7 separate regions of the Homo sapiens genome follow, and regions 1, 2, 3, 5, 6 and 7 are each linked to region 4. Evidence: chromatin loops called from intact Hi-C (ENCODE). Cell type or tissue: endothelial cell of umbilical vein. All regions are shown on one strand. Region 1 has its middle 76 kb from the start of PLSCR4. Region 2 overlaps PLSCR4 (phospholipid scramblase 4). Region 3 has its middle 83 kb from the start of PLSCR4. Region 4 has its middle 12 kb from the start of PLSCR5-AS1. Region 5 has its middle 290 kb from the start of LNCSRLR. Region 6 has its middle 5.9 kb from the start of LNCSRLR. Region 7 holds the start of LOC105374145 (a long non-coding RNA gene).

What was found. A loop is a pair of places that touch in the nucleus more often than their neighbours do. Peaks named below come from ENCODE experiments on the same cell type or tissue, not always from the same donor. Only the 100,000 strongest peaks of a DNase experiment are listed, where the experiment ranks them.
Region 1: a loop joins it to region 4, with 5 times the contacts of the local background. A loop is called at or near these places in 65 of 110 quality-filtered maps.
Region 2: it touches region 4 in a loop (12-fold over the local background); 76 of 110 quality-filtered maps call a loop at or near these places.
Region 3: it touches region 4 in a loop (15-fold over the local background); 66 of 110 quality-filtered maps call a loop at or near these places.
Region 5: it touches region 4 in a loop (12-fold over the local background); 4 of 110 quality-filtered maps call a loop at or near these places.
Region 6: a loop joins it to region 4, with 17 times the contacts of the local background. A loop is called at or near these places in 42 of 110 quality-filtered maps.
Region 7: it touches region 4 in a loop (12-fold over the local background); 20 of 110 quality-filtered maps call a loop at or near these places.

The regions. Positions count from the first base shown.
Region 1 is chr3:146,325,306-146,329,305 of GRCh38, forward strand. No RefSeq gene overlaps it. Among named protein-coding and RNA genes, the nearest start is that of PLSCR4, 76 kb to the left of the region's middle. In endothelial cell of umbilical vein, a CTCF peak has its summit at 2,064; a DNase peak (open chromatin) is centred at 2,006.
Region 2 is chr3:146,217,143-146,221,142 of GRCh38, forward strand. It overlaps PLSCR4 (phospholipid scramblase 4), which reads right to left. Exons shown (of 9, transcript NM_020353.3): 3 at 3,673-3,783. Among named protein-coding and RNA genes, the nearest start is that of PLSCR4, 32 kb to the right of the region's middle. In endothelial cell of umbilical vein, a CTCF peak has its summit at 1,924 (motif pointing right); a DNase peak (open chromatin) is centred at 1,969; H3K27ac peaks cover 1,246 bases.
Region 3 is chr3:146,332,457-146,336,456 of GRCh38, forward strand. No RefSeq gene overlaps it. Among named protein-coding and RNA genes, the nearest start is that of PLSCR4, 83 kb to the left of the region's middle. In endothelial cell of umbilical vein, a CTCF peak has its summit at 1,858; a DNase peak (open chromatin) is centred at 1,905.
Region 4 is chr3:146,575,515-146,579,514 of GRCh38, forward strand. It overlaps a transcript of PLSCR5 not described here. Among named protein-coding and RNA genes, the nearest start is that of PLSCR5-AS1, 12 kb to the right of the region's middle. In endothelial cell of umbilical vein, no CTCF peak of the experiment used is centred here; a DNase peak (open chromatin) is centred at 2,347.
Region 5 is chr3:145,774,719-145,778,718 of GRCh38, forward strand. No RefSeq gene overlaps it. Among named protein-coding and RNA genes, the nearest start is that of LNCSRLR, 290 kb to the right of the region's middle. In endothelial cell of umbilical vein, a CTCF peak has its summit at 2,236 (motif pointing right); a DNase peak (open chromatin) is centred at 2,263.
Region 6 is chr3:146,061,249-146,065,248 of GRCh38, forward strand. No RefSeq gene overlaps it. Among named protein-coding and RNA genes, the nearest start is that of LNCSRLR, 5.9 kb to the right of the region's middle. In endothelial cell of umbilical vein, no CTCF peak of the experiment used is centred here; no DNase peak of the experiment used is centred here.
Region 7 is chr3:146,187,941-146,191,940 of GRCh38, forward strand. It overlaps LOC105374145 (a long non-coding RNA gene), which reads right to left and starts at 2,598. Exons shown (of 2, transcript XR_001740949.2): 1 at 1,859-2,598. In endothelial cell of umbilical vein, a CTCF peak has its summit at 1,789 (motif pointing right); a DNase peak (open chromatin) is centred at 1,841; H3K27ac peaks cover 919 bases.

The DNA of each region.
Region 1 (4,000 bases), 250 kb before region 4:
AGTATTTTAAATAAGTCCTTCTACTCTTTCCTGGCCTTCAAAATTTCTATTGAGCAATACTTCATATTCTCATAGGATTTCCCTGGTGTATGATGAGTTGTTTTACTCTAGCTGCTTTCAAAATTTTCTGTTTTTTAATTTCTCAGTTCAATTTTGTTATGTCTGAATGTAGACCTCTCTCTTTTCAATCTATTTAGGGTCCCATGAGCTTCTTCAGTCTGGATGTCTATTTCCCTCTCCAGATCTGGGATGCTTTCTGTTATTATATCTTTAAATGAGAGTTATACTTTTTTCCTTTTCTCTTCTCCTTGAATTCGCATTATAAATGTGTTTTTTCACTTCAGTGTGCTTCATAAGTCACTTAGGTTTTCTTTACTGTTTTTCCTTTTTCTCTTCCTACTGGATAATTTCAAGTGGTCAACCTTCACATTTGCTGATTCGTTCTTCTGCATGATCAAGCCTGCTGTTGGAGCACTCTTTTTTTTTTTTTTTTTTTTTTGAGACAGAGTCTCACTCTGTTGCCCAGGCTGGAGTGCAGTGGTGCAATCTTGGCTGACTGCAAACTCTGCCTCCCGGGTTCACACCATTCAGCCTCAGCCTCCCAAGTAGCTGGAACTACGGGCGCTCGCCAACACGCCCGGCTAATTTTTTTGTATTTTTAGTAGAGATGGGGTTTCACCGTGTTAGCCAGGATGGTCTCGATCTCCTGACCTCTTGATCCGCCCGCCTCGGCCTCCCAAAGTGCTGGGATTACAGGCGTGAACCACAGCGCCCAACCAAAGCACTCTATTTTTTTAAGCATAGCCATTGTGTTCTTAAGTTCCAGAATCTGTTTGGTTCTTTTTTCTATTTTCTTTATATTGTCCTACTCACTTTGTCCTTGTGCTGTTTACTGATTAAAAAAAAATGTTTAATCTATGTTCTCTCTTACCTTACTATGCTTCTTTAGAATAACTGTCAATTACTGGACAGTTATTACATTCCTTTGATGATTTCATGTTTCCCTCCTTTTTTGTGTGTTCTTTGTTTCTTTGTGTTGGTGTCTGCACATTTGAGAAGCAGTTACCTATCACAGACTTTATGGACTGGCTTTGGTAAGGAAAAACCTTCACCTGCAGAGGAGGAATGAGGATGAAGGGATGCCAAAAGTAGGGTTGTTTGTGGGTGTACTCTGGGCCCTGGGTCTAGTGGTGTTCAAGACAAAAACTGTGGGAGTGTGCTTCAACTCTGGGTTTGGGGCAAGTGGTGGTGGATCAGTGATCAGGGAGCTGGAATATGCAATGTTGACAAATGTGTGGTCTTGGAATTGATGTTTACATAGGGCCCACGATGGCCACTAGGGTTGCTGGGAATCACACTGGCATCTCTTGGTCAAGTGGTGAGCATGACTGGGTAGGTGGATGTTGAAGTGGGCAACATGCTTGTAGTTAGCTACAGGGGCCAACTGCAGGTGTGCCCACTACAATGGGAGCTGAGGTTGGTGATGGGAGCAGAGCCTAGTTGTATACATTTATACAAAGTGGCCATACTGGGTCCGGAGTCTCCATGGCATCACTGGCTAGGGTGCCTTCAGTGGTTGCAGCAGATGCTGCAGCTTAGGCAACTGAGGTCAGAAAAGGGAAAATATGGACCCCTTTGTGGTGAAGGTTTCAAGAGTCTGCAGTGGCCATAAAGGTTGTTGAGGTCCTTAATGGTGACATTATTGGAGTCCTCTGCAAGGCGGGCCACTGAGAACTGAGGTAGCACCTGCTGCCATGTACTTGATACTAATGGCTCCTACCCCCTTGTTCCTAGCCATCTCCAAATATATCAGCTATGCTGATTTCCCTAGCAATCTGGCTGGGTTAAAACCAAAGTAATTCCTTCAGCCTAAAAGCTGGGGAAACTGGTTGTTCATCTTGATCCTCTTTTCCTTCATAAGGAGAACTCATGGGCCAAGATGACCTCTCACGGTGAGCAGCTGTGCTGGCCTGAGGAATTAAACAAAAGTAGCTAAATGAAACCGTTCTTCCCAGTCTATCTGTGAAGTTATTTTTGGTTCTATTGCGCCACTGTGTGGCTGCAACTTCTTCAATAGAATCTTGAACTCTCCCAGAGCTATTTTCATTTATGCATAGCTGAATAATTATTGTTTTTGTGAAAGGACAAATATATCATTTTTAAACTGAGGTATAACATATAATTTGTAATGTGTGCAAATTTAAATAAGCAAGTTAAATATTTTTTCAGTGTTATACATACATCCATGTATCAACTAGGTGGATATGGAACATTTGAAGTACTCCAAAATGTTTTCTTCTGTGCTATACCATTCAGCACACTCTAAAGAGGTGGCCACAATGCTTGCTTCTATCTTCAAGTCATTATTTTGACCTATATTGAACTCATCAAATGAAATCATCCAGGGTATATTCTTTTGACTCTTGCTTCTTTCATTTAATAAAGCGTAATAGTGAATTTTATGTGTCAACTTGACTGGACCATAGGGTAGTGAGATATTTAGTTAAACATACTGGGTGTGAAGGTGTTTATGGATAAGATTAACATTTTAACTGTTAGACTGAATAAAGCATATTGTCTACCTAAATGTAGGTGCACCTCATCCAATCTGTTGGAGGCCTAAACAGAACAAAAAGGTAGGCTTGGAGAGTATTCACTCTCTCTCTACCTGTCCTCTATGTGAGACATGGTCTTCTTTTGCCTTCAGACTTGGGCTTGGACTGAAGCCTGCACCATCAGCTCACCTGAAGCTTTCAGGCTGAGATTGGAACTATAGCATTGGCTCTCCTGTGTCTCCAGTTTTCTATCTGAAGATCATGGAACTTCTCAGCCTTCATAACCACATGAGCCAGTTTCTTATGATAAGCCTACATGTACATCTTTGTCTAAAGCTATCCTATTTATTCTATTTTTCTGGAGAGATCATACTAATAGAGATAACTTCTGAGGGTTATCCATGTTATATTGCACATCAGTAGTTTCTCATTTTCATTCCTTTGCAGTATTCCATTGTGTGAGTATAATACATATTAATTGTCCATTTTTCTATTGATGGCATTTAGGATGTTTGCATTTGGTGTTATGAATATAACTACTACAAATATTGTGCACAAAATCTGGTAAACATTTGCACTTCGAGTATTCATCTAAGAGTAAACTGGCTGAATTTTAGAGTAAGTTTGTGTCTTATGTACAGTAAGTGTAAGTCAAGTTACTCTATACTCTTACCAACACTTGGTTTTTAACAGTTTTCTAAACTTTAACCATTTAAGGCAGACGACATTTTGAAGTGAGTAGAGGTTTATCTATGACACCTGTGCTAGTGTGCAATCAAGCAACTTCTCTATATGTCTTTCATCTCCCTTACTGACATCAATGCTCAGGGCCTTTTACTACCATTACTCAGTTGCTAAATAAACCTTAATAAACTACGATGTTAGTTGATAAAAATTAAATGATAAATTCAAAGCCAACAGTGAAGCAGAATTCGTGAAAACAAACCAAACAAACATAAGAAACAGAACATATATGAGATAGTCATTAGTCCTATTTACAAGCTATTTTCTCTCCTTCCAGGAAGATGGTAAGATTGCATTTTTTTGGTCATTTGAAGTTGATTGTATTCATATGACTTGCTTTGGCCAGTGAATTGTAACTGTAAGTAATGTGTGTCACTTTGGGGGAGAAATATTAAGAACTAGTGCCTGTGTTGTCATATTTACTTTCCCATGCCTGTGTCCATTTCCCCCTGCCTTAGTACTTAGGAAAGACTGGGTCAAGATTAAGTCTTTTCTGCAGCAGGTCCTTGAGTGACTGTGATGAACAAAAGTATCTTGATGACCTACAAAGGACATGTAAGTAAATAATAAACCTTTATTTTTATAAGCCACTAAAACTTTGAGATTGTCACCGTAGCTTAACCTAGCCTACACTGCCTGGCAATCTGTTCACATGCTCTAATGCGACAATCTGCCTGTGCGAAATATTAGTTTCTCCCTTT
Region 2 (4,000 bases), 360 kb before region 4:
GTGGAGGCTACAAAGATGTATAAGAAAAGGTGAATGGTTGTCACGAAGCAAGTAATTGACATAATCATAGGTAGATGCATAGCATGTTAAGGGATTAGACAGGAGGGGTACCTAACCTATGCAGAGAAGGTATACTACGATATAGATGCTAACACACTAGACCTAGCCAGCATCTCCATGATGGGGAAAGGTTTTACAGGCAAACGGACAAGAACAGGCAGGTGCATAGAGGAGGCTCACTACTGCAGGACGAACTGCTGTGTGTGGAGATTTAGCAGACAAGGCTAGAAAGATAGGATGAAGATTATGAAAGACCTTGAACTTTATGCCAATCAAATGGAAAGTAAAGTGATTCATTTTACATTTAGAATTCTTTATATATGAGGTCAGATTAGGCAGGAAGTACTTGCAAGGGTCTGGCTAGAAGGCAAGGAAGGCTGATTTTGGTGAAAGGAGCAGAGAGTGGAGAAATGGTAATTGACATTTAAGATACAACATTGACTTTGAAGTGGACTGGATATGAGAAAAGATTCTCAAGTTTCTGGCTTGGGATCCTACAGGCCTCCAGTGTATGGGAAGAATGGAGAAAGAAAATAGAGTTTAGAAGCAAGATAACAAAGTTGGGCTGGTGATCATTGAGTTTGAGATTCAATGGTCTTTCATGAGAAGCAGTCTATAGGTGGTTGGAAGTGCAAGTTTAGAGACTATCAGACTGACATGATCTGTGGATATGTATTTCATAAGTGATGAAGGAAAAGGAAACCTTCAGTATTAACAAGATCACTTAGAAGAGTGTGTAAAAGGAAGGGTGACTGGGAGAGGAGAGAGAAGGAGATGGGGAAGGGCAGGGAAAACCAGGGGAGTAGACCAAATAATTTTGAGAACAGCACTTTTTAAGAGTAGGGACACAGTTTTTGACAGAAACTGACAGTAAGCAGACTAAAGGGAAAATAATGGTAACAGGAAACAATGTCAAATGAGAGTTAAGTGAGAAAAAAAGTATAACGTATTTGGAAAAAAGTGAAGGTAAGTATGTATTTAAGTTTGTTATGAAGAATATACTTTAATTCCTTTAAGAATTGTATTTAAGAGTACCCGAATTGGACTAGAAATCAGATATCCATACCTTCTTTTTTTAACTATTATTAAAAATAACAATGTAACTAAAAATCATATGAATTATCTCAAGAATATTAATCATTATATCACTTCAATGAGTTAATGATTAATTTACCATGTACTTTTAATATAAAAGCACCTCATGTTATAAAATTTGAAGATCAATAAATCAGAAAAAAATTGCCATTTAGATTTTGAGGCTATTCGTATAGAGATTATATTTTTTAAAATTAAATTTATATTTATTTTAAAATTAAATACATATTTATGTAATTGAACAATTTTTGTTATAAGTATGTATTATCCAGAGATAAAAGAAGGAAAACATATGATGAAATTATATGTGGGAAATTGGTATATTATACTTTCTTCTAAGCTTTGAAGTTTTCATAAGAGTTCTGATTGCTTCTGCAGGAAAACAAAGCAAAACAAAACAAAATATGTTTAACTTTGTGTAACTATAGCATCTCAGACTTACGTAAATAAAGACCTCTGTTACGGAGCGTTGTCCTACCAATACTGGTGTAAGACACACTGTCTGATAGGATTTGAGTTTTTTTAGTTATTTTGAACATCAGGAAATCATGCCATTTTCTCTTTAAATATACTAAATATAACAAAGGTTTCTTTATTCTCTTAAACAAGAATAGTGGATAAAATTATTTTTGTGGGAACACATATCCAACACCATAATGCAAATTGGAATTATGTAAAGAAATTGGGATAAATTCATTAACACTACATAATTCAAGTACAGATTTCAAGATTCTTAATTTGAGTCACAGAGACAATTTTTGTCAGTCTTCGTAAGTTTATAGTCCAGCCACCAGGTGGCGATCAGAGCGAAATTTTGCTATATTTTATAACTGAAAATTCATTAGTTGTGTGGTCTGCACTATAATATTTTTACAACTTACCTTGTCATTTAATTTGAAGGATGTAGCCTACTCTCTTGCTGAATTATTGATATACAGAAGAATAGACATACGCTTTATCAGATGAGAACATGATGTATAACCAAGGTTTTTCTCAGAAATGGTGAAGTTTCTGTTCTAGTAGGGTCTAGGTTTTTGGATATAGAGTAATTGGTAAATATAAGATAGATCTTGTATATCATGTTGGAAGTCACTGAAGTGACATATAGAGAAACGATAGATAAAGCATGATTATAATTTAATAATTTAATTTTTAATACCTTGGATTTAGGAAAGGTTGCGCTATTAATGCAGTATGTTATAATGCATTTTATCCTCATAACACACATACACATTAGGAAGAGAAAAAAGGAAATCCTGATGCTTTCAGAAAACACTGTAGGTGCAGAAGCCACCTGAGCTGTATGGATCATATGCCTAGAGCCAAAAAAAACCTTTGGCCGGGCACGGTGGCTCACACCTGTAATCCCAGCACTTTGGGACACTGAGGCAGGTGGATCACCTGAGGTCGGGACTTCGAGACCAGCCTGACCAACATGGAAAAACCTTGTCTCTACAAACAAAAAACAAAGAACAAAAAATAAAAAACAAAAATTAGCCGGGCGTGGTGGTGCATGCCTGTGATCCCAGCTACTCCGAAAGCTGATGCAGGAGAATCACTTGAACCTGGGAGGTGGAGGTTGTGGTGAGCCAAGATCGCACCATTGCACTCCAGCCTGGGCAACAAGACTGAAACTCCATCTCAAAAAAAAAACTTTTGCCATTATCTTGTGCCATTATCTTGTACATAGCAGGGTTTCTTTTCCCCCTTCAGAGCATAACACAATGGTTTCTACTTCTAAATATACGCTTAAATATGTATTTTAAAAAAATATTACTACAGTGTCTACATCATTATGTAAGTCATTAAAATGTGTTTAAAGACAATACTAACTATTTCCTTGGCCAAAAGTAAGGGCACTTTTAATTTTTAAAATTTTAAACTTGGCCAAATTGTTTTCTAACAATCATAATATCTCAAATTCACACTAGCACTGTATAAAGTATTCATTCTCCCAAGACATCACCAGTAGTGCACTCAGACTTACAAAAATATTTGCCAGAAAGATAAGCTCCTTAATCAGCACCCATGGCCATTCACTTCCATTTCTCTGCACATCTTCCATGTGTCTCATGCATGCCTCATACCAGATTTTCATGACCCTGTACTTACGGACATATGATTCTTTCTGCTAAGGATAGTCCTTTCCCCCTTTTCTTTGCTTGTGAAATTTTTATCATGACAGCAAAACTTGACCTCCTTAGTCAGGGCTTTCCTCAAATCCCTGGCAATGTCAAATACTGTCTTCTGTGTCCTTACAACACTCTCTTCATATCTCCATATAGAATGGAGAGAATGTCATCAATATTTGCACAACTTCCATCTAAAAGCCTGTAAATCCTATGGCTACAGGAATATATTCTAACTGACATATAGTAAACTATGTGGCACCCTATTGGCATCCAATATTTATTTACTTATTAAATCAGTCAATTAATTTGTTCGCTTAAAAAGCAATTTTAATCATTAGTATGGTTTTTAGCAAAGGAGAATATCTTTTATGAATATTTAACCCACCTGGTAAAAAATGAGAATTGTATTCAGGAGGAGCATCAGGCCTTGGATCTGGTGGTTTTGTTTGATTTTCCATTTCACCTGCAGGCTGTTCAGGGGCTGTGGGTACCACACCTTCAGGGGAAGACAGGGAACATGACTTACAAAGGAAACAATAATATAATGACAAAATGTATTCTTTTTCCTTTCTTATGGGAATGCATCAAGAAATATAATCAACTGGAAAATACACTCCTATATTTTTTAAAGAAAGAATTCATCATATATTAGACACTATTAATAAATTTCATGAATTTTCAAACTGAACATAGATTTAAAAATAGAACTAAAC
Region 3 (4,000 bases), 240 kb before region 4:
GTTTCAGTAATTTCTCCAAGATAAATTTTTCTGTGCCTGGATTGCAAAACAGTTGCTAGTATAATAATTTAATGATTGGTTACCTGTATTAGTATTAGTCAGGTTTCCCTAGAGGAACAGAACTAACAGGATATATAAATATATATACACATATTTATTTATTATAAAGGGGAGTTTATTAAGTATTAACTTACACAATCACAAGGTCCTACAATAGGTTGCCTGCAAGCTTGGGGAGCAAGGAGAGCCAGTCTGAGTCTCAAAACTGGAGAACTTGGAGTCTGACGTTCAAGGGCAGGAAGCATCCAGCATGGGAGAAAGATGTAGGCTGGGATAATGAAACAGTACTGGAAATAAACATTTTCAAAGGTTTTGAAATTCTATAGTATGATAACATAAATATCATACATGTCTTTTCAAATAGAAAGTGAAGGAGTACCTTTTAAATTATTGCCAAAAATCATAATTCAAAACCAGAACATTATTTTAATTTTTATGTTGATGTTAGAACATTCTCTCTCCTGTGTTCCTTACATTAAAATCTGTATGTGTTTTTAACAATTATGTCACATCCATATTTGACAGTGTTGCAAAGTATATCATGTAAAAACCTGAAAGTCTGAGCTAAGCATAATTAAAACCTATATGCATGCAAAGTTGAGCTCCAAGGAAATTTAGAGAAATCCATGGGGCCAAAAAGTAAGAAACAATCTGAAAAATCTGAGTGTTACACAAAAGACTAACACTGTCTTTGGCTTCTGCAAGAGAAAGAGTTGCCCACCTTCCTTAGAACGGGGATCTGATTTACCAGTCATGGCTAGGCAGTTGTGAGGGCTTGGGCTTGAGCAAGAAGGGTACTGTAATAGAGACCCCCAATAAAATGGGAACCCTTAAAGGGACACATTCCAATATAAAGGGTGGAATAGATAACATTCTTCCACTGGCAAATGAGAAGTAAATGAAAGCCTCTCTGGGCCTGTGCTAAAGGTTTGTCCTCTGAGAATTCATAATTGTGAGAAAATATTTTAGATGGTCCATTTTCAAGGCATGATAAATCTAGCACTGGCAGCCAGCCTGCGGATGTAACAAACCGCATGGCTCATTCTGTTAGAAAGTCATAATAAGTGAACAGAATGAAGAGGAGGGATCAGCCCATAAAAGAGAAGAAAGTTTCATTATTGGGAAATCAAAACTTAACGGGGAAGGGGGACTTAGGTATAACCTTATAAGGGGGATAATAAAACTCAGGCGACATCTGGGAAGATTGTAACACCATAGTACTCGACCCATTAGGAACTAGGGGAGGGACTTGCATGCTAGGAGATAAATTGCATGCTAGGAGATAAATTACCTGCTGTAGCTACCCCAGGTGTGCCTGCCTACCAGACACTTGATCTTGCAAGACTGCTATTAAAAGTCTCACTTTCTCTGTTCTTTGTGCCTCTGAATCCATTCTTTGGGTTTGGATGGGTGAGCATGTTTTCTACAAATCTGAGGGCTCGTCTGGGATCTCTGTGCCTGCATGGAGTGGGACTCTAGCTGAGAAAGGAGACATATCCCACCCAATGTAGGTGACCTGGTCTTTCTGGGCACCTGGCTCCCGACAGAGGCCACAGACAAAACTGAGACTGTTATTCAGGAGGCATCGGAAGTGACACAGGGAGAAAAGCAAGCCCCACAGCAACCAGGCAACTTCGTGCATGAGCCGAAGTAGGAAAATTGGACTGTAAGTAGTGCCATGGTGGTTGGGCATTTTTGGAGGTTAAGTGTGTGTAACTGAGATGTATCCAGCATACAAAGCGAGTGCGGAGTCCCAATCTGCAGTTCTGTTCTCCTGCAAGGGAAACACGGCTGGACATGGACAAAGCAATTCTTGGGGTGTGCAAGAAACCTCCAGTGGGGGGGGCTGAGTACACAGGGAAAAGCTCAGACACAGAGACTGAAAATGGGAAACAGGAATTCTAGGCCTAAGAGACAAAGGAAGGAGGGAGCCAAAGAGACTCCCTCTGACATTCCCCCGGATAGTCCTTTGGGGAGCATGTTGCAGGTTTGAGGGACAACCCTCGAACCAGGGACAAGAAATAGCAAAAGATGATAAAGTATTGCTGTTTTATCTGGCCCAAAGACCCCATTCATAAGCCTACAGTCTTTTGGCCTAAGTTTGGCTCAGATGAAGACTGGGTGTGCCAAACTTTAACTCTCTGTATGAATGATAAAACCGCATCCTCACAAGAAGAGATAGGTTACGCTTTCTGCTGGATCAAGGAATTAGCTGCCATGTTCCCCCTCAAAGAAGAAGAAGCAGAAGAAAAGTCTAGTAAAGAGCCCTCATCCACTGAAAAGCCTTGGGACCCCCTATCATGCTCGCCCCCTGCCTATGTCTCACAAAATTGGGCATAAGAATATCAAGGAGCAACAGGTGGGTTAGAGGAAGGTGACCTGGAGACCATGGGGGAGATGAACCAACTGCTCCCTTAAATCCTTATCCAAATTTAAGAAAAGAATTAGAATAGTGTAAGAGGGATATTGAGAACTTCCCTATCCCTTCCACACAGCAGATATCTAGCATGTTCCCTCTTAGGGAAGTTCCCATGGGATGGGGAGGGATTGTCTTTGTAAATGCTCCTCTTACAAGTACTGAAGTTAGGAATTTCAAGAGGAAATGAAACCACTCCTAGAAGATCCCTTTTATTTAGAAGACCGGCTTTTACACCTGGGCTGAATTGATGTCCATCATGAATATCCTGTTCACAGGAGAAGAAAGGAAAATGATTAGGAGAGTGGTCATGACTATCTGGGAGAGGCAACACCCTCCTGGGCAAGGAGTGTTGCCAGCCAAATAAAAATTTCCAAATGTAGAACCCAAATGGGATAATAATGATCCCAGGGACCAGGCCCAAATGCAGAACCTCAGGGAACTAATAATTAAAGGGATCAAAGAGTCCACTCTTGAACACAAAATGTCTCAAAGGCATTCGAAATTCAACAAGAAAAAGAGGAAACTCCCTCTGCATTCCTGCAGAGGCTCAGAGATCAGATAGAAAATACTCTGGATTAGATCTGGAGGATCCAGTAGGGCAAGGCCTTTTGAAGGCTAACTTTGTTACTAAGATGTGGCCTTGCAGACCAGGGAGTGCAGCTGCAGGAATAGGGGCAGCAGGAGTCACAGAACTGGAGCAGACGGCCGAGATAAAGGTGGACAGTGTGAGACAGCTGGTGTCAGTAAACCCCTGATGAAAGAACTAATGTCTATATTATACAAAGGGAGTCACTGGGGACCCCAGCCTCTGTGTAATGCAATACTTAGAAATTATGTGTGTATAGGAATTTATACCCTCACTAAATAAGCATATGGAACTTGTGTAACTTGTCAAAAGATGAAGAAAAAGGTGATTAGAAAACAGGCCATGGGAGGAAGACCTCCTGGACTAAGACGATTTCAAAGCATTCAAGTAGATTTCACAGAAATGCCCAAAGTTGGAAGACTAAAGTATTTACTGGTGATCGTAGATCTCCTTTCTGGCTGGGTGGAAGACTTTCCCCTTCCAACAGCCACTGCCAGAAATGTGGTCAAAATAATATTAGAACAGATTGTACCTAGATTTGGCCTGGTGGAAAATATTGATTCAGACAATGGGAGCCACTTTACCTTAAGGGTGTTAAGGGAAATTATGGAAGGTTTACAAATTAAATGGGATTATTATGCCCCTTGGCATCCTCCTTCTCTGGAAAGGTAGAAAGAATGAAACAAACTCTCAAAAAGCGTATCACCAAACTAATCTTAGAAACTAAAATGCCTTGGACCAAATATCTCCAAATAGCACTCCTGAGGATTAGGCCCAAGAGAATACTTGGGATTGTCCCCCTATGACTTACTATATGGACTCCCATATTTGTGCAGGGCTACAGATCTTCCTACTATGGAAACCAAGGACTAATTTTTTTTTTTTTTTTTTTTTTTTTTTTTGAGACAGAGTCTCGCTCTGTCACCCAAGCTACC
Region 4 (4,000 bases):
AAACAAAAGTGGCTCCATATTGGCTAAGGTTTTCCTTACCAGAGTTTATTGAATGATTATTCAATGAATAAATAGTCATTTATTTATTGACTTATTCCTTTGAAAAACATCATTTTATCATAAATTAATTTTCCATATAGAGTAAGCATCATTACATTTCTGGACTATGTACTCCTTTTTTTTTTTTTAATTTCTACTAAGAACCAAACTGTCTTAGTTCCTGTAGTTCTTATTTGTACTGAGACGCTGTCAGAGCCAGTAACTGTGTTTCTGGGACTTGGCTGCCAAAAATCAGGAAGACACATATTCCTATTGATGATTGCATGTCCATTTCTCCCAGCTGTGTTTTGTAGGCCAGAATAACCTCGCTCATTAAGGTTGTCTGACTAAGTTAAATTTATGAACAGCCCTTGGGAAGAACTTATTTTCCACAAAAAATATGCATTGTTCTGAATTTGATCACAATCATATGGGTTCCCCAGAGTTAGATCTAGGAGCTTAATACTTCTCTCAAATCTTTACAATATTTCTGTTGATCAAAAAAGTTATCTCATGGTTTTGAAAGGTGAGCTACTAATTTGAAATACCTTAGAGTAGATCTATATCCTGGCTGGCATTCTTTTAAATGTATATCTTAAAAAAATCAATATGGCTTTTAGGTGATTTGCATACCTGTGCTTCTGCTGTAGCAATTAGGAAATTTAACCTTTTCCACCTCTCCCTCTCTCTCTCTTTCTCTCTCTCTCTCTCACACACACGCACATTATATGTACTTATTTTTTAATTTTACAAGAATTGAATCATAGTTCTGCACACATGCAAAGTAAATGCTTTTCCTTTACCAACTATATAATAATTTCCATCCTGTCTATCTCTCTATGTATTTTATCATCTAAAAATCTCATTCTAAGAAAACAGAACCCCATTCTATATGTGAACCATAATTTATTAAACAATTTACCATGTTGAGCATTTTATATATTTATGTATAGTCTTTTTGCATATACTCTTGTATAATAAAAAGACTTGTGGGCACAAAGTAAAACAAAGTAATTTAATTTTTATATTTCTCATTTTCTAAGTCTTCAATATATGGAGGTTGCACCTGGTCATCTCTGATGTTATGCACAGTTGAAACCCTCTGTTTTCTTGTGAGGTCCAGTGCAGGCCATTCATATGTGTGGAAGTGCTTTGAAATACTCTAAATAATTCTAAAAAATAAGATGATATCATTATTATTATTGCTTAAAGATAATAGGCTAGAGATCTATAATGGGATTCTAGAGGGACATTACAGTACTATAATATAAAGGCTCAGGTTAAAATAAAGTCTATATAAGTAAGCCAGACACTGATTACTATAGTTTTGAAAGCCAAATTTTGAATCCGGAATTAAAAATAAAAGTTATACTATTTTGTCAGCATTAGAAAAGAAATTGTTTATGACACTGGTTGTACATTAGAATTACTAGTCTTTTTTTAAAAAAAAGAATTAAGTGACTTAAAAGATACTCTTAGGGATTTTGACTTAATTGGTACAGAATGAGGTCTGGGTATGGATATTTTTAAAAAATAGCTATGTTATTTAAACATTTAGCCTGGGTTAAAAGTCAACATACGATAAGTTGATTTTTCTACATTTATATTGCTTTTTCCTGCTTCTGACCCCTGACCTTAACTCTAGATAGAATATTATGGTTTTATGTTCTTATCATCTTGTTACCTTAAAAGCCTATTTAAAATGGTGGGGCATTTGTATCCATTCTTAGACCTACTCACACTTGCTCAATGACCTTGAGTCACCAAACTGGGACTTGACTCCATGGATGTGTCTTGGTTTGGCCTATACATTTCCTCTGAAGGCGATCAGGATGCAACATACAAATGACCAAAAATGAGTGGATTTTCTGTATAATTTTAAATAATTTTAGATTTTGTGTACTGATGGTTTAGCTCTTAAATGACAAATAGAAAATCAGAGTTGGGACTCTACTTTCAATTATATGCTTGATTTTATGGTGCTTTTATTTAACTGTTTGGTACGCCAATGTTACTCAGTTTCCTTAGAAAAATAGGAATATATGCATTCACTAAATTGATGGAAACTGTCCATCAATTCAGTCTGCTCATTAAAAATAGTAATTACTAAACTTTCATCATGTGCATAATACATTAACAAATATAGTGTTTCTCAGTTTATTAAAAACATAACATCAAATTTTACCCTTCTACACACAAAATTGATGTGTTTTATTTCCCAGATTACAGAAAGAACAAAATGAATACTCAATAGAAATTTGTATTTTCAAGATTCTGCTGGTGTAGCTAAGCAATGCCATCATAATGTGAAGTGTTGCTGCCATCTGCAGCATGAAAGACTTATTAAACATATATATTACCTAGGCATATGTAACTGGATTTTAAAAAGTAACAACTGTTTAATTCTCTATTAGTCTTTCTATGTATTTTCTACAGCTAGCTTTCAACATAATTAAAAATATGGTATAGTTTAAAACATTCAATGTACTTAAGAATATAATATAGGTGCCAAAATGAATACTGACATTTTATTTTATTATTTGGTTAAGCTAAAATTAATATTGAAGAGGCAATGAAATGGTAGACCGAAACTGCTTTTATGATTTATTGATATTGGAAAATATTTTCCAAATCTTTTATGTTTAATAAAGTTTTTTATTAATTACTCCAATATAATGTAAACTTTTTCTCAAAGGTATTTTTTCAGGCTTACACATTGGCTACTTTATCTATTATGTGGAATAATAACCACAAAGATAACCACAGAATAACACCACAGATATACTATCAGTGGATAAAAGAGTTAAAGTTGTTTATATGTTACCTTTCTAAATAGAAAGAGTACATAATATTGATGAGAATATTATTAATTCAGGTCTTAAAGGAATAAAAGCATCTCTCCCCTAGTTTTTTGGCTTCCCATTTTATTTCCTTATTTTAAAAGTGATTTCCTTGTGCCATTTCCTGCCCACTCATATTCTTCATTCTGGAAGGTCGACAAAAAGCTAACAGTTTTGTAAAATCTGTCAAGTTACTTAACCTTCCTGAGCATTGATTTTTTTCATCTGTACCTTTGGGCTTATAATGTGTGGCACTGGAATCAGATGAGAAATGTTTGTAAGAAGTCTAGCCCAGTGTCTCATAATGTTCATTAATGCTAGGCTTTATATATTTGTGAAACAAATAGTCTTATCGTGTTTTAATTTTGTTTTGGGCAAAATATCAAATTTTAATATTTGAAATCTCTTATAGTTCCATTGTAATTGTTTTTTAAAAACAATATATTTATAATTAAATCAAAAATGCCTTGAAATGCATTTTCAATAATGCTGATAATAATACTTGGCAGACAGTCATAAAATAGAGGCTCAGCCAGCAAAAGTTACTATGGTTTTTTCCATTTCTTTAACAAGATTTTTAATGAAAATTTTTTTCTTTTTAAAATATATTATAGATCCTTTAAATTATTCAATTCAAATTATTTAAATATGTGATGCCTAAATTTAACACCTAGACAGTTAGAATGAACCACAATACATGTCACTAAGTACAATTCCCACCTATTTTTAATGGCAAAAATTTCACAGCATAAGAAATAGACAAAATCCATTTACACTTATTTAGAGAAATTTTATTAAAAAGAATTTTTTCTTCCAAGGTGAGCAAAACACAATGTAAGGAGAAATGATAAAAATCAAAGTGTATAGAAAGGAAAAAATGCTTAATTTGAAAAGTCAAAATATGATAAACAATAATTTCATTTCCCCTTATTTTAGCAATTAAAGAAACAATAATATAAAACTTACCAAACAGGAGTAAGAGTAAATTATGAAGTAGTAAACGTTTATGTTATTTCCTCAGTTTGTTTTCATTTTGAAAATAAAATACAACAAATCTAAAAATAATGTGTCCATAAACCTCTAATTAAGGCTCAAATGAATTAGAATTTCAGTGTGCAACC
Region 5 (4,000 bases), 800 kb before region 4:
TGAGTCCTAAATCCACCACCACCTAGCTCCGTGACCTTGAGAAAGAAAATTTATTACTTTGAATCAATTTCTAGATCTGTCCTGCTTATATTATAAGCTTTTGTAAGGATAGAATTGGAAAGGCATGTAAACGTGCTTTGTAAAGGACTATTACAAATAAATTGGTAGTACACTGCAACAGGAGTAACACAAACTGTCGGGTTTCTGGAATATTTGCTGTGCTCCAAGTGATTTTTATATTGCATCACTTAATCCTTACAAAGACACTGTAAGAGAGGAGCTCTGATCCCCATTTGACAAATGAGGAAATTGAGTTTGAGAGGAACTCTCTACAGGTTTTCTCCAAAGCCCACTGACTTATTATTTTCATAGAGCCTTAGAAGCCAGTAGGCAAAGGGAATGAAGAGATGAATAGATGAAGGATGGTGCCATGTCACTGAGAATACGGGAATACTTGAGAAAGGATCATCCTTGAACAGCAAGGAGAAGACCTTTCCCACTAAAGTAGGAAGGAATTAGGAAGGATTAAGTAGATGCAGATACCTTTATAGGTGATAGGATGCTTAGGGAATAACAATCAGGTATTTTCTCTTTTCTGCCTGCAATAAAAAGTTAGCTCTTCTCCTGAGGGAAGGGTTGTGATAAGGTCAGCAGTTGAGAAGAGAAGCCAAAGTTAAAAATAGGAGATGGAATTGACTAGAAACACAATGAGAATTTTCCAGGCTATTTTGAGGATCATACGTTTGTCACTTTCTAATCCCATAAAAGTGTGTGATTTTTCTTGAGCATACATAGCAGCATGGGTGTAGATGTTGAAAAGGCAGACCCTTGATTGATCTAGAGTTGGGTTTGACCCTGGGTGTAGCACTGATAGGGAGAGCAGACAGGGGAACTGAAGGCAGTCAACGTCCTAAGCTATGGCTGTCATCTTGTGTTCGCAACAGACTATCCTTTTTGAAATACATTTCTTTCTATTGACCTATGTTATTTAATGTATTCAATGATTTTTTTTCTTCCCTGGTTTAACATAAGTGGAAACAAATTGTTCATTCCATTGCTTTGAGACTTGGCTCATTTGAGCTCCATAAATGTGGTCACCCTGTGCTCTGACCACAAGAGATGGTCAGGATGTGGCCCTTGCCAGCTGGGTGGTCCTAGGGCAGGGGACTGGAACAGAGAAACAGCTAAAGTCCTTCCCCACCCATTGGGTAGATGTGTTCATGTTAAGAATGGGATTGTGATAACATACTTTCAGATTTTGAAATACAATGTGCAAACAGCTGTGACCTTGTAACAATGATCACAAAGACCTTGAGATCATTCTTACAGTGCTCTGTTCTCCTTGCTCTGTAAGTGACAAACAATTCAGATTTTGAAACAATAAATAGAACAAAGGAACTTGGTCTCATGTACTTCTTCAAATTTAGTACTGATGCTAGGTAAAGATTGTTAGATTTTGAATATAAAAGTTTCTCCAAAAATATGCCTTGTCCCTCCGTTAACAGATCTGCCTCCCATGACTAACACTGCCTCCCCTCTGTGCTTGACTTCTGATTGGGACTTATTATTACTCTAATTGCTGAGGGAGGACTGCTTGTTTTTAGTGAATTATTTCAATGTGTGGGAAGAAAAATCTCATAAAATGAAGACCATCTTGTAAAAAAAAAAAAAAAAAAAGAATTTCTCAATCCTCACCTGCATTTGCTTTTCTTCTTACCTTGTTTCTTTTTAATATCTCCATAATGCTTATCATCATCTGACATGCTGTATATCAACTTCTCTCTCTTCCTCTCTCCTTCCCTCTCCCTCTTTCTCCCTCTTCCTCTGTTTCTCCCTCTCCCTCTCCCTTCCTCCCTGTTTCTCTCCCTTCCTCCCTCTTTCTCTATCTTTAACCCTCTCTTCCCCCACTCCACCCCAGTATGTAAACCCCATGAAGGAAGTAAGTTCGTTTTGTTAACAGCTATATCTCATACAACTAAAACATCAACAGCCAGAGAGTGGGCACTCAGTGTTTGCTGAATGGATGAATGAAATGAATAGATTACCAACAGGTGATAAAAATTATCAATAACCCAATAAATCTTAGGATTTAGAATTTCAATGTAAAACTAATAGAATTTAATTGTTGAATAAGACAAGTTGAGATAACATTACTTTTCTGTCTCACCAGCAAAGTGAAATGACTTGAGGAATCATGGAGCTGAAACCAGTATCACATGAACTTTAATCCCAGAAGTCATCAGCAGGGGGTGCTACAGTCATGTGTCCCTAAGCATTACTCAGAGCCTTTTCAGAATCGTCCACAAGCTGAACATCATTTTCTTCTCCAAATACAGGAAAAATTCCTTCTGGCCAGAAAGAGAAAATTTTAACTACATTTGTAGTTGTTGTTAGTGTCTCATCAGAAAATTAGTTGGCTCAAGTTTGAGGGCTGAAACTCCTGCTTCTATAGAAACCTAAAATCTCGTTTGAAAAACCCATTCAGAAAAGCAGTATAGTAGATTGTTTTTATGTTAAACTACTAATGCTAATGTTTATCTTTATTTTATACTCTTAATAGTGCAAATTATTTGAATGTCCAGTGTTTAAGGGCAGGACATTATTCAAGGTTCATTGTATTGTATTTCAAGCTTTGGAGAGGCCGTGCATAGTCTCACAGGTCTGTAGACACGACAGTTTGCAGGCATCTGGCAATTCACTGACTTAAACACCACTTCCAATATAGGAATGACTTCTACAATACTTTCATCCTTTTTCTATAAGAAAACTTACAGTGACAATTCATCAAAATACAACATATATTTGTTACATTTTTATCTAACATCGATAGCAAACTTCTTTATAATAGAGTTAACTAAAAACCTAAATGATGAGAGACCATTAGTACATTTTGTTCAAAGGAGGAAGGAGTGATTTAGATATTTGTTTTAGAAACTATATAAATATCCTAGTGATTTGAAAGAGCAGATATAGTTGGAAACTGTAGAGCATGTTAGTTAAAAGTGTAAGTTATTAGCATATTAGCCAGAAGCACTATTAGCCAGTGCTTCTAAAACTTGGGTGGCATTCAGAAGCACCTGTGGGACTTGGTAAAAATGCAAAGAAGGCCAGACCTTCTTCTAAGTGATTTTGTTATATACCAAAGTTCAAGAATTATCATTATTATTTTGTTTGCATTTATTTATTTATTTTGAGATGAAGTCTTGAACTGTCGGTTGGGCTGGGGTGCAATGGTGTGATCTAGGCTCACTCAAACCTCCCCGTCCCAGGTTCAACGGATTCTCCTGCCTCAGCCTCTGGAGGAGCTGGGATTACAGGCACCCGCCACCATGCCCTGCTAATTTTTTGTGTTTTTAGTAGGGATGGGGTTTCACTATGTTGGCCAGGCTGAACTGGCTGAACTGGAGTTCAACGAGGTCTTGAACTCCTGACCTCGTGATCTGCCCTCCTTGGCCTCCCAAAATGCTGGGATTAAGAATTATTGATTTAAAACAATAAAACTAGCTTTTCTCATCCATAAAGATGTTAATATCATCTGTTGTTGTCATGGTGGGTAAATTACTCAATTTTTTAAAAATCCAGCATCTTAGTTTGTAATCACTTAAAAAATGTTAGCTATAACTAGTTCTCAAAGTATTCAATATTTTCTTTTGGAAAATCTATCTTTGCTGGTGTGACAGATAGTTACTCTACTGCACTTTGATGAAGTTGAAGTAATAGTCCCTTCCACTTACTACCCAAGTGACAAAATTTCTGTTGAATCCAGCCATCGAAAAATTAAATTGAGAAACATGAAGAACAATGAAGTCTACTAATATAAATTTTAGAAAAGATTAAATTTTCTGTGTTTTATGTAAGACTATTTAACACACAGATTTGTTTTAATCCACCTGTGTTTGAAGCTGTCATAACAATAAAGTCTTTATAATTGGAAGTGTCTTAGGTGACTACCTTTTAAAAAGGTAGACACCTTTGGAAGACAGGGTCTCACTCTGTTGCC
Region 6 (4,000 bases), 510 kb before region 4:
AAAAAAAACCTGTAGCCATGATCAGACTTTCGATTATAAATTTATACAGAACACAGCAAGCCATTCAAATTTTGGTTCGTCTTTCTGAACAGTTTTGTAAATTACCAAGACTCAGTTGTCGAAAGCTAGCTCATCATTTTGGGTGGCACGAGCCCAAGAGGAGAATAACTTAATTATGTTGAGTGATAGAATTAGCTTTCACAAAGATTGAAACAGGCTAAAATTATAATTTAAAACCAATAAAATTTAATTTAATAGCATTCTATACTTGGCTCAAGAAAAATGTGAAAGTAAACTGAATCATGGCTTAACAGTGTTGTTATGAGAAGGAAAACAAAATTTTTCCTGACTGCAAATTATCAGCAGTACAATACAGTTGCCCATCCCTCACCAAAAGTAATTTGATACTTAATTTTATTAGCAAAAAATACAAAATATGAATGAGTCTTCTCTTTGCTTCTATACCACTTATACCTAGTACTACCTAGCATATTAAGTTCAGATCTGGCCACCACCCTTCCACAGCTATGTTGATAAACCATTCCAAATGTAGAGGAGAGTGATACTGATACTAGGACTTTGTAAAATCAGCAAGCCAGTCAGCTGGGAGGAGCAGTGAGGGTGGTCAGACAAAGACTAGTGAAGAATCTGGTATTTTTAAATGTGGAAAAGGTAATAAGGTGAGGCATAGAGGGGTGGTAGGTGGGAGGCAACTGTTGTGATTACGGCTGTTAAATATTTTATAAACCCATATTAAAAGGTATTAGGTTTTTCATATAATTTCCAAGTGTACCCACATAAACTTTACAAAGAAGTTACAAAAGACAGTCTTCATTACAGTTATGAGAAAAGCTTTGCTGTTTCTGTGTTAGAATGCAGTAAATTGCCTGTCACCAGATTGTAATGCAGGGTTGATATCTAAATCATGTTTGTAATTTCAGGTACATGGGCTTGTAACAGATACTCATGAACATTCACTAAATGAAGTTTTCAAGTAAACCTGGGTGATCAACAACCAGGAAAGCCTGAAAGATGATTTGTTTAGGGTAGAGGTAGGACAGACTTTGGACTATATAGCTTTTAACACTACTTCCAGTCCTCAGATTCTATTGTTCGATGACACAAATTAAATCACAAAATCCTAAGATAACTCTAGATTTTTATTATTTGTAAATCAACATAAACCTAAATTCATCTTCTCCTAATAAAGTGTATATCTTTTTCTCACACATGTGATTGTTGTTTTAGTCAGGTTAAAATAAGCGGTCTTGCAAGCCTTGAAACTTCAGTGGCTTAACATAGAAAACTTCATTTCTCTCTCGTATAAATCTGTTGTGGTCCTAGCAGCTATTAAGGACAACTTACTTCCAAATAGTGATTCAGAGATCCAGGCATCTCAATACATATGCTTCAAGGTCTCTAAAACGGGCTCATAAATGTGTGGCTTTGCAAGTAATCCACATAACTTCCATTCATTGGCCACTGGCCAAAAGCAGTTCCATAATCCCACCTAACTATTGGTAGGTAGGAAATCTGGGAAGCCCACGTATATTCAGCTAGCTATACATGTAACTGTCAACAAAAGTAAACCCTCAATGAAGATTAAGATTCAGGGCTACAAGCATCTGAGAGAGGACACTAATTAATTATGTAATACAGACAAGTACATGTTCTGTAATTCTTGTTCTGTCTTCATTTTAGAACTTAAAAAAATAATGTAACATTGGATTAAAAATTTGCAAGAAAATCTATTGGAGGATGAAACTGTCTAGAATACAGTGTAGATGATATTCTGTCCAAAAATAATAGATTAGAAAATTTAATGTCAAAACAAATGTCCCAAATTAGATGAAACCCCTCTAATCAATGGCAAGTTAGATGGCAAGTTAGATGTGTTTATGTTCATTCTCCACATACCTACTTGAAATATAATTAATCATAACTCCTGAATCTCATTGCTCCCTCTTAATTCTTATTACTTTATGCACTTAAATTTGCTCTTTGGTACCTTTTAAATATCTCAGATTGGGCAATTCACTTACCAATTTTAAAAATAGCTCCTCTATATTGATTAAAAAATAGGACTTCACAAGAACCTCAAGAGAGGTTCTAAGTTCTATTTTTTCTGACATCATCACAGTTATAACTTTCCTAAATAATTCATATTTTGAACAGAGTCCTACAGGTCCATAATTCTGAAATTATAAAGTTTTCATTCCATTATTTATCACATTTTTAAGACCAGACTGAATAGATGTTAAAATGACATTTGGTCAAAACCAAGAAAGGCCACACCCAATGGGCAATCGAATCTGTAACTGGGGTAACAACACTAGTTCCAGAGTCAGTACATATCAAAGCTACACTTTCCTTGGCATTTGAAAATCCACTGTCTTCACATATTTCTATTTTAGAACTATTTTCTAGTTTAAACTTAGAGGATAAGATATAGAATTTGTAGTCACTATATAAAATAACACTTTTTAAAGCACCTTTTAGAAAACTGCTTTAAGATGTATAAAAGTAAATTCAATTTGAAACACTTATTGAATGTTTAATACAAATACACACAGTAAGCATACACTAAGCAAATTACTCATAAACTGAACCCTCCCTCTCTCAGTCCTTTGGCCCAGAATGCTGAGGATAACAGTGATAGCAGTTTCCTTTTATACTGTCTTAGTGCATCACTGTATCCAACTTGAGGCCACCTACATATTCCTTTATTCAGGGACAAACTGTACAATATTTCACACATCTTTACTTCACACAACTACAGTACACATAGGTTTATTTTTTGGCTACCTCTTAAATTCAAAACACCTATTCCCCCTCAGGGATCATTTTGATTCAAATACAATAAAATTTCAGATATAAAACCAACTTCCAGTTAACACACAAATACCTACTATATGCCAGACTATATGCTAAAACTGAAAAGGTGGAATAAGACCCAGTCCTTGCCCTCAAGGAGCCCACGGCCTTATTGAGGAGAATGAAAGGTAAGTAACAATCCAGTATGCAAAGTGCTCTGAGAAGGAAAGCCTATTAGAGATACATTATAGGCAATTAATCCTGTTTCAGTTATCCATTTTTGTGTAACAAACCATGTGGAAACTTAGTGACTCAATAAATTATCATCTTTTATAGTTCTGTATGGGTTTGCTTAGCTCAGCTGGGTGTTTCTTGGCTGAGGGGTCTCACATGTGGTTGCAGGCAGATGTTGACAGGAGCTATATTCATCTGAACTGGGATTTGTCTGGGACTGATGTCCAAATAATTCACTCATGTGGTAGAAGTTGATGCAGGAGCTTGGTTTCAGCTGTTGGCCACAGTGCTTGCACATGGCCTTGCCATGTGGCATGGGCACAGCATGGTACCTGGATTCTACAGAGAATGCCCTAACAGTAAATGTTCCAAGAGCTCAAAACCACAAAGCTTCTCATAACTCAATGTGGAAATTAGGCAGTCACTTCTACTGCATTCTATTGGTTACAAAGGACCCACCTGGGTTCACAATGGTATGAGTACTGGGAGGCATGGTTCATTGAGGACCATCTTTGTCGACTTGCTATCACAGGCACAAAATCGTTTCAAAAACACATATTTTTAAAATTCCCTCTCCTCTTGGCTCATAGGTCAATGGGAAAGCTGTCTGAGACAATATGAAAATCAATGATGCCACTCTAGCATTAGCTGAAGATCCCCTTGATTTCATCCAGCAGCCAAGACACTAAGTGACCCAAAGGAAGAAAAGGGTGATCAGCGTGGCTGTGTGGTCAGTAAGTAAATGTGCAACAGCTGGAGTAAATTAGAACTAATTTAGTGCATAACTTCAGCAGGAATAAATTTTGTTAATCTTCAAAAAGTCAAAACAAGGATTGTAACTTTCACAGTATCTGAATCACCCAAATTTTACTACAAGACTCTTGTCCTCATTGTTGCACTTACCAGTTCCGTACTGATAATAAAGAAAAATTACTATTGACCTTTTCCTAAC
Region 7 (4,000 bases), 390 kb before region 4:
TCTGGAACTCAATAATATGATGATAGATAACTCATCTCAAAGAGAAAATATTTAGTTGTAAGTTAGGTATAACAAATAGTAATAAGTTGCAAGTTTCAATATTATATGATTATATTTATGTTAAAGAATTTTCCTCTGAATATTTCACATAAAAATCATGTGCAGTTTAAAAAAATAGGTCACTCACATTGCTAGCAATGTTGCAAATTAGATAATCTTAAAACCCCTCTTTCCATAGAATATATAAAGTGTGGCTGAAATATAACCAAAGGGCTTTTAGATGCAAAGTGTAGATTTTGGGAGAGTACAAGATTTTAGCAGAAGTTAAAAATAAAGAAAAATTGGAAACGTCTGACTATTAAGCTTAGTCTGGCATTTTCTTTGGCTTCTCAAATGGAAGGAGTCACCAACGTTTATTAGGAAGGGGCTTTGATTTTACCCACCACCATGAGGCTGGAAGTGAGGTCTTGGGCTTAGGCAAGGGTTGATATTAGAAGAGAGACCCCCAGTAAAGTGGAAAGTCTCAAAGGGACACACTCCAGTGTAAAAAGTGAGATAGAAAAATTGGCAAATAGAAATTAAGAGAAAGCTTGATTGTTTTGACCTCTGCTACAGGTAGGGAAAATTTGTTCCCTGAGAATTCATAAACCAGGATATGTCCACATCATTTAGGGGTTCATATTTGAAATACATACATGACTTGGGAAACACCAAACTGAAGAAATAATATAAAAAAATGGTCATCAGCTGGCAACACCACTGAGGCACCAATAGGAGCAAAGGTAAGCCTCTCTGGAGACAGCTACCCTCAGACAAGACTTCTGAGTCTCTTGCGTTTCCCGGTCATAGTCCTAAATTTTAAAACACATGAAGTAGCATGCCACCTTTCTCCTCTATTTCTGTTTCCCTGTATTTCTGGGTTAACAGACAAAGAAACCAAATATTACACAGAGATGAAAGAAAAACAGGGCATAAAAATTTGGAGTGTAGCCTCTGGATGTTTATACCGGTACTATGATGTTTTGGTTACTACAGCTTTGTAATATAATTTGAAGTCAGGTTATGTAATGCCTCCAGCTTTATTCTTTTTGCTTCTCAGTGCTTTGGGCAGTCACATAACGGCTTTGTGGATATACAGCTAGCTGAGTGGCCTTGTGCAAGATACCTAAATCTTCATTTTCTATTTTGTAAAATGGGAATCATTATAGTAATCTAACTCATAGGGTTATGAGAATTAAATGGGTTAATATATGGAAAGTCTTTAGAACTAGAACAGCGTCTGGTTTGTAGGAAGCATTAAATAGAGCTGGCTGGTTTTATAGTCTTCATCATTTTCACTATTGTTATTATAGGTAGTTGCATCATCCCACCTATCTCATGATTAGGTTGCTTTTTCTCCATGTGCCCCAGATGAATGTCCAACATCTGGCCTAGAATTAAATCTTTGGGTAAAGATAGCAATTATATATCCCCAAATTACATGATTTCACAACTGGCTTCTTTGCTGAGGAGCAGTACAAGTAAGAACGGCAAGAAATGTAATAGGCAACTATTAAGCTAGCTAATGGCAGTACATGTTTTCAGAATTTGCAATTTAAGTTTTTTGTTTAGATACTATGTGCAAAGGCATTACCATCTCCCCAGCTCTAGCACCTTCCCCACCCTCATTACACACACTAGTGAACACTCACCACGAACCTGCTCTGGGCAGCTGGGACACAGGATTACAACGATTGGCCTCATCAGATTTCTGGTTGGAACCTTGAGACTGCGCAGCTCTAGAAATTCTTGCATTAACTAAGTTCCACCGCTAGGTGGAAGTAGCTCCTCTAGCTCTAGGAGATTTCGTGTATCTCACCTTTTATCCAACCCTTTGGTTTTCTTTCATTACAATTATAGCAGGGACTCCTTATAGCATTTCATCTTCTTGGTACTATCACCTCTTGATGAGGTTTACTCTTCCTCTGAAAAATGAGATTGATGTTTACCTCATGATACAGTTGTGAGAATCCAGTAATACACATTTAAAAAAAAAAACACTATTTTATGTAATAATTACTTAGCTTTGTGCTACAATTATTTATCTACTTGCTTTATCCTTGCTGAGGGATAGACTGCATGTTCCTTTCTATCTTCTTGAACACCTAGCACCGTGTCATACACATATTTGAATTTTTTTCATTCATTCACCAATATTTATTGAGCATCTTAGATATACCAGACACTGCCCTGTACTCATGGTTTACCATAATAAGCAATCGATCCCTGCTTTGCTTGATGAAATTAGAAAGACTGACATTTTCAGTTACACCCACCATGCATTCAGCTTGCAGACATAGCTATAAAGTGCATCTTACTTACCTCCAGCAGGAACAGGAAGTTCCGCTGGACATATGGCACAGCCTGCCTTAACTGTCTCATTAAATGGGACAAAAATATATTATGCAGCACTTGAGATGGTGCTAATGACATGGCCTTTATTGAGTGTGCCAACATTCCACTGAGTATGTGTTCATTGTTGTCCTAAAAAATGTGTGTTTTGTTTGTTTTAAAGTCTATCCTGGCCCGGTGCGGTGGCTCACGCCTGTAATCCCAACACTTTGGGAGGCTGAAGTGGGCAGACCACCTGAGGTCAGGAGTTCAAGACCAGCCTGGCCAACATGGTGAAACCCTGTCTGTACTAAAAATACAAAAATTAGCCGGGCGTGGGGCGGGCCCTTGTAATACCAGCTACTCAGGAGGCTGAGGCAGGAGAATCGCTTGAACTCGGGAGGCGGAGGTTGCAGTGAGCTGAGATTGCACCATTGCACTCCAGCCTGGGGGACAAGAGCTAGATTTTGTCTAAAAAAAAAAAAGAAGTTAAAAGTCTATCTTGCCCACTAGCCTGTGAGCCCCTGAGAGTATTAATTATATATTTTAACCTTTGTATTTCTCTCTGCCTTAAGAAATAGCTCAGTGTCTGAATTTAGTAAATGTTCAGTAAAGTATTGATGGAATGAAATAGTGGTAAGGATGACAAGAAGTTTTACTGACAACTATAGCAAATATTTCAAATATATATCTACTTACTATATTTTAATTCATTTAGCAGACACTGAGTAAATACCTACCATGTGCTATTATTAACCATGCCAAGTATTATCACATAGTATATTATTCTGCCTCACTTGGACTGATTTGGAGTGTATCACTCTGCTTTTCTCTTTTTTGAGATTTACAATTTAAGAGGCCTAGAGGAAAATGGGAAATGCATTCTGTGAAGTTATGGAAAAAGATCCATTTTTAACATTAGCTATCACTAGCCAAACAGATGAGTTTGATATTAGTTTATTAAATCCAGACTTCTTATGGGTTTTCCAAGCTTGCTTCTTTCAATATAAATTAAATCCGACCTTGAACACTGGGGGAAAAAAAGACTGAAAAGCAGCCAGCTGCTCCAACAGGATCAATATACCATACTCTAGAATCACTCTGATTATTCTATACCTGAATTTGATTTAATATCTAGTTGGTCAGAAAAAATAAGTCTTGTAACCTGATTTTTGTATAATTTCTGGAAAAAATGGTCATTTAGAAAAAATGTTTAAAATGCATTCTTCACTGATGGTTACAAATTCTAGCAATTTTCCTTCATGATATACTGACATTGAAATTATACTTGAAATTTAAATGTATCTTAGGAGGATTAGAAATAAGCATTTACAAATAACTTGGTCATATAAGAAAGCTAGTTACCACTAAGCAACACTACAGAAATGACTTTTTATATATATATATATATATATATATATATATATATTTTTTTTTTTTTTTTTTTTTTTTTTTTTTTTTTGAGACGGAGTCTTGCTCTGTCGCCCAGGCTGGAGTGCAGTGGCGCGATCTCGGCTCACTGCAAGCTCCGCCTCCTGCGTTCACGCCATTCTCCTGCCTCAGCCTCCCGAGTAGCTGGAACTACAGGCGCCCGCCACCGCGCCCGGCTAATTTTTTTTTGTATTTTTTT